Linked DNA regions of Homo sapiens: region 1 is linked to region 2. Evidence: chromatin loops called from intact Hi-C (ENCODE). Cell type or tissue: natural killer cell. All regions are shown on one strand. Each heading gives the region's core, and the rest is flanking DNA. Links, peaks and the distances in the headings are about the cores only. Region 1 has its middle 19 kb from the start of SERP2. Region 2 has its middle 22 kb from the start of SMIM2-AS1.

What was found. Hi-C counts contacts between places; a loop is a spot of excess contacts. Peaks named below come from ENCODE experiments on the same cell type or tissue, not always from the same donor. Only the 100,000 strongest peaks of a DNase experiment are listed, where the experiment ranks them.
Region 1: it touches region 2 in a loop (2.1-fold over the local background); 1 of 110 quality-filtered maps calls a loop at or near these places.

What each region holds. Positions count from the first base shown.
Region 1 is chr13:44,353,710-44,356,632 of GRCh38, reverse strand. No RefSeq gene overlaps it. Among named protein-coding and RNA genes, the nearest start is that of SERP2, 19 kb to the left of the region's middle. In natural killer cell, for the core only: no CTCF peak of the experiment used is centred there; no DNase peak of the experiment used is centred there.
Region 2 is chr13:44,087,404-44,090,326 of GRCh38, reverse strand. No RefSeq gene overlaps it. Among named protein-coding and RNA genes, the nearest start is that of SMIM2-AS1, 22 kb to the left of the region's middle. In natural killer cell, for the core only: no CTCF peak of the experiment used is centred there; a DNase peak (open chromatin) is centred at 1,256; H3K27ac peaks cover 531 bases.

The DNA.
Region 1 (2,923 bases), core at 108-2,607, 270 kb before region 2:
TTTTGTGTTTTTAGTAGAGACGGGGTTTCACTGTGCTAGCCAGGATGGTCTCCATCTCCTGACCTCGTGATCCACCTGCCTTGGCCTCCCAAAGTGCTGGGATTACAAGAGTGAGCCACGGCACCCGGCCTTCAATCCCTGTTTTAAAGATAGAAGTTCAGATCAAATTAAACTCATATCAGAGTGGTTAAGGGTGTAGGTTTTGAGTTCAAATCCTGACTTTCTACTTATTAGCTAGGTGACTTAAGACAATTACTTGACTTCTCTAAATCTCAACTTCATCACTTGTAACACCAGTTTAATAATACTTAATCTCCTCAAGTAATGCATAACACTTGGTGAAAGTAGCAATTATTATTGACCAACTGTTTTGGCTGGAGGTTCCACAGGATACAAATTAATCCTCTCATGTCATTTCTGCATAAGAAAATAATGGATAAATGACTAGCAATGGGCCACAACTAGTTTGCTAAAGATATAAACCACTACTTTAAAGAGTTCTGGGAATCTCTCTTGGTTTGAAAATAAAAACACATTTGTGTTTTTGATTACATATATCCTAATACTATCTGAACTGTATTAAAAAAAAAAACCCTAGCACATGCTTAACTTGACACGTTTATGATCACATTTTCTCAGAGCAATTTCCATTGGATGTGTTGTTTCACAGATTGTGTTACTAGCGAGTTAGGCAAAATGGAAAATAAGATATCAAGTTGACATCTTGGATAGATGAAAATACAGATTAATGGGGCAGGGGAATTCACTCAGGGCTGTAAGGAAGTACACTGTAAGTTGAGCAGTAATTTCATTAGAATATGCCAGAAGATACAGGCAAATTGCCAGGCTGGGATATGACAAAAGTGAATACATTGGCTTTTACTGTCACAGCAGATTGTCAGATTTTTTTAAAGGAATGATTTTATGGGTCTATACATTGGAAGGAAAGAAAAAGAGAAATTCAGGGCTGTTGCTTATGAGATAGGTTGAAAGCGTGATCAGAAAAGCAAGATAAATAAAATATTTGGCATGCAAGCCCATAAGAGGACACAGATAAAATCTTTGTGTTTTTTTTCCTTGGTTGCTGTTAGAGCAAAACAAAACAAAACAAAACAAACAAACAAAAAAAGAATGAGAATTTGAACATCTGGGTTCTACTCCTATTTCTACTAGCTATGTGATCTTAATAAACCACTTACTTCCATGCCTAATTTGTCTGATGTGTAAAAAGAGAATAATATTTATTCTTTTAATTCATGAAATTTTTGTGATAATCTATCAAATAAAACAGATGAAAAAATCTTTGAAAAATATAAAGCATAATGTGTTCTTATTATATACATTTTCTGGAACTTTTATTTTCCTGTTACATTTTTTATGTTTCAAAAGTTATCCAAATTGTTCCTCATTTCCCAAAAATGCTTAGCTAATACTTCTGTTGCTTATTAACAGACTAGATCTGAAGATGAGCTTGGGGCTTGTTTACAGCTTTATTGTGTACTTAATGCTTTCTTCAGATATGCCTATCTTGCCTACCTTCAGTCTTTCAGGAGAACCATAAAACATGTTGAAGTTATGATGATTGATTTTAAGGATACATCCTGTCTAGGGCCAAAGCTTCCACTGTGGAGGGAACCCCGTTTATTTTTTTTTCTCTAGGAAGGCTGGTATGACTGATTAAAATGAGGTAAGTTCTTATGAGCGCTTTTCTCAGGGTTGGCGATACAGATTAGATAACAGCCTAATAACATTACTGATTAATCTAGATTTACACATACCTACTATATGAAAGAGGAAAGTCAGAACTACTATATTTAGCAGAATTGAAACCTCACTAATTATAAGACATATTTTTGTGTTGTTCGTGGTAAGAAATAAGAAAAAATTCCACCAATTATAATTTTAAGATACTATAGATTATAAGTAGACCCTGATTTCAGAGATTCTTAAATGGAAGAAACTGTGTGACTTAGAAGTAATGAAATATGGTCAGGATTATAGGTGTCTATTTTGCCTGAGGAATGAATAAGGACAGACCTTATTCATTTGTGAAGTTCCCACAACAGAGCCATGAGGAAGAGATTCCTTTCCGTATTTTATGGTGAAGGAGACTGAGATGCAAATATGTTTCTCTGCCAAATGATTCAAAACAAGGAAATAATGATCCTGGAATTTAAGTCCAGGTCTGTCTGATTCCTAACTCTATCACACCATGTTGGGATTTATTGTATATTGACTTATCAGGAAGTTTTACTCTTTCTCTGACTGTATTTTAAGATTAGAGAACTTAGAAAACTTTCTTAAAATACAGCTGGCAATGTTCTACATGCTAGCTAGACTTTCCTCCCTTTTTTTTTGAGACAGAGTATCGCTCTGTCGCCCAGGCTGGAGTGCAGTGACGCAATCTCGGCTCACTGTAAGTTCTGCCTCCTGGGTTCATGCCATTCTCCTGCCTCAGCCTCCCGAGTAGCTGGGACTACAGGTGTCCGCCACCATGTCCGGCTAATTTTTTTGTATTTTTAGTAGAGACCGGGTTTCACTGTGTTTGCCAGGATGGTCTCGATCTCCTGACCTCGTGATCAAAGTGCTGGGATTACAGGCGTGAGCCACCGCGCCCAGCCTACTTCCCTCCTTTCAAAACCTCAAGTTACATTTGACTTTCACAGAATAACTGACCCCAGAATTGGGCTGGACCCAATACTTGCTCAGGTCCTTACCAGAAGACAGGCGATGTACACCCTGATTGGGAAGGAAGCTGCCTGCACCAGAGTTACGAGGAGCTAAGATGGCGCAGCCAAGGTGGTGAGCAAACTGCTTTCCAGATCAGTGCTTTTTCAGGATACCATTCTCCTTTTTATTTTGGACAACAAGTATGTAAGTATAGAAACAATAGAGAATGTAACAAATGCCCCGTGCCCACTAG
Region 2 (2,923 bases), core at 256-2,755:
ACTTGAATCGGGAGATGGAGGTTGCAGTGAGTCGAGATGGTGCCACTGCACTCCAGCCTGGGTGACAGAGAATCAGACTCTGCCTCAAAAATAAAAAACAAAACAAAGAAAACTGACCAACTGAGTTTAGCAATCAGCCTCTTGTGCTAGGAATTATACTGGGTCAGGAATAAAGAAAAATCAAATGTGGTTCGCACTAGTGGAAGATGTCAGGCAGAAACAAATACTCTAGTTCAAAAAATTATTACAGTACAAATAGAGGAAAATAAATAAAATATTTATTTTATGCTATGGGTGGAATTATTTCCCCCAAAATCCATGAGTTGAAGTCCTAACCCCCAGTACAACAGAATGTGACCTTATTTGGAGATAGGATCTTTAGAGAGATAATCTTACAGAGTTAAAACGAAGTCACTGGGGTGGGCCCTAATCTAATAGGACTGGTGCCCTCATAACCAGGAGAAATTTGGACATAGACACACACAGAGAGAGGAGATGTGAAGAGACATAGGAAGAAGGCCATTTGCAAACCAAAGAGAGAACCTTGAATCAAATCATTCTTTTACAGCCCTCAGAAAGAACTGACCTTGCTGACACCTTGATTTTAGAGCTCGAGCCTCCAGAACTATGAGACAATCCATTTCTGTTACATAAGCCATGCGGTTTGTGGTACTTTGTTATGGCAACCCTAGCAAATTAATACAGAGACAGTGGTAAATTCTCCTTGAGGCATGAAGAGTGAAAATGTTTTAGGAAAGCCCTCATGGATTATCTGAAGGTTGGGTTCCAGAATGAGCAGACATTCCCCAAGCAGAGTTAGAGAAGAAAGGGCAATAGGAATTTCAGTCCAAAAGGATGTTATGAGTAGAGATTTAGAAGTGAGATAAAGCATGGTTTCTTAGTCCTTTTGGGTTTCCATAACAAAATGCCACAGACAGTGTGGCTTATAAACAGCAGAAATTTATTTCTTATAGTTCTAGAAACTGGGAAGTCCCAGATCAAGCCACCAACAGTTTCAGTGGTGAGGGTCCACTTCCTGTTTCATAGATAGTCCTTTTTTCACTGTGTCTTCACATGGCAGAAGAAACAGGGATTTCTGGGATCTCTTGTTAAAGCTACTAATCCTGTGAGGAGCGCTTATGACCTAAAAACCTTCTAAAGTCATCACATTAGGATGCCTCCAAATACCAGCACATAAGGCAACAGATTTCAACACATGACATTCAGTCTCTATCCTGCGGCATGACCTGAGAAAGCACTACAGCAGGAACGTAAGTTTTGCGGTAGAATGTCATGAGAGAGGAAACTGCAGTAATAAAGTAGCCAGATTAAGAAGGACCTTTGATGCCACAAAAAAAGTGTCTCTTTGAAAAAGAAATATGAAGTAGAACAGTCTTTGTGACTAATTTTCCATAGGACCCAAGTCTGTTTTTTATTTCTATGATGACATTTAAATGAGCCTTCCTAATCAGTTAAAACTGATGCTCAGTGGAAATTTGCCCCCTCCATTCTCTGGTGAATTTTGCACAATACCCAGGGTGTTAGTACATTTTGCATTGCTGTAAAGGAATACCTAAGACTGGGTAATTTATAAAGAAAAGATGTTTATTTGGCTCATGGTTCTGCAGGCTGTGCAAGCATGGGACCAGCATCTGCTCAGCTTCCAGTGACGACTCAGGAAGCTTTTACTCATCGCAGAAGGAGAAGGGGGAAGAGACATGTCACATGGCCAGAGAGGGAAGCAAGAGAGAGAGGAAGGGGTGCCACATTCTTTCAAACAACCAGCTCTCATGTAAACTAAGAGTGAGAACTCACTCATAAACGCAAGGACAGCACCAAGACATTCATGAGGGATCTGCCCCCATGAGCAGAGACCCGAGGGAGGTGAGGGAGGTGGCTATTTGGATGGCTGTCTGAGGCAAGGGTAGTCCAGGAAGAGGGAAGAACCAGGGCACAGGATCTAAGCAGCACACAGACTGTGTCAAGGAACCACAGGGAGTTCTGTGTGGCTGAAGCAGAGCGAGCAAGGAGGGCACAGCTATAGCAGCTGAGGTATTGCAGAAGCAAACGTAAGGGCCAGATCATACAGGGCCTTATGGCCATTGTAAGAATGTTGGATTTGATTCTGAGTAAAAGGAGGAGCCTTTGCAGGCTTTTGAGCAGAGGAGTGGCATGATCTGATTCATGTTTAGGAAGGGTCAGCGCTAGCTTCTGGGCTGATGACAGATGGTGGACAGCAAGGGTAGAAGCAGAGAGACTGATGGGCATTTAGAGCAAGTGATTCAGGCAAGACATAAAGCTGGTGCTGACCTGCTCGGTAAGAGTGGAGGTTGTGAGAAATGGCTGGATCCCTTCCTCTGTCCTCATCCCACCCTCGAGTCCATAAACACTGAGAAATGCACTCACTCCTCCACTCAGCAGAGGTGCAGAAACAGGATAAAGGAGAAAAGTCTTGATATTCTTGTGCAGATGGAGGCTGTAAAATTGACAAGATAAAGAGTGTATTTGGGGGTTGATAATTTTTGTAGGGTTAAGTGGTATGTCCAGGGAAATAGGGAAAGTAAAGATACCAAGAAAGGAAAGGAACAAAAATAAGACTTCAGGAAGAGAGGATTGCGATCTAGGAAGGGAAGGAAAAGAAATTCACTTGGGAAACAGCCTTCATTGTTTAGTGCAAAGGAAGAAAGAAGTAGCAGGACATCCAACCCCTCCCGTGATCCTTTTACCTTTTGACCAATGGTTCTTAACGATGGCTTTACCCCTCAGGGGACATTTGGTCATTGTAACTGCTGGAAAGGAGTGCTACTGGCATCTAGAAGCAGTAGAGGCCAGGGATACTACTAAACATCCTACATCGACAGGACGGAGCTTCACGGCGAAGAATTATGTGGCCCAAGATGCCGGCAGTGCTGTGGCTGAGAAG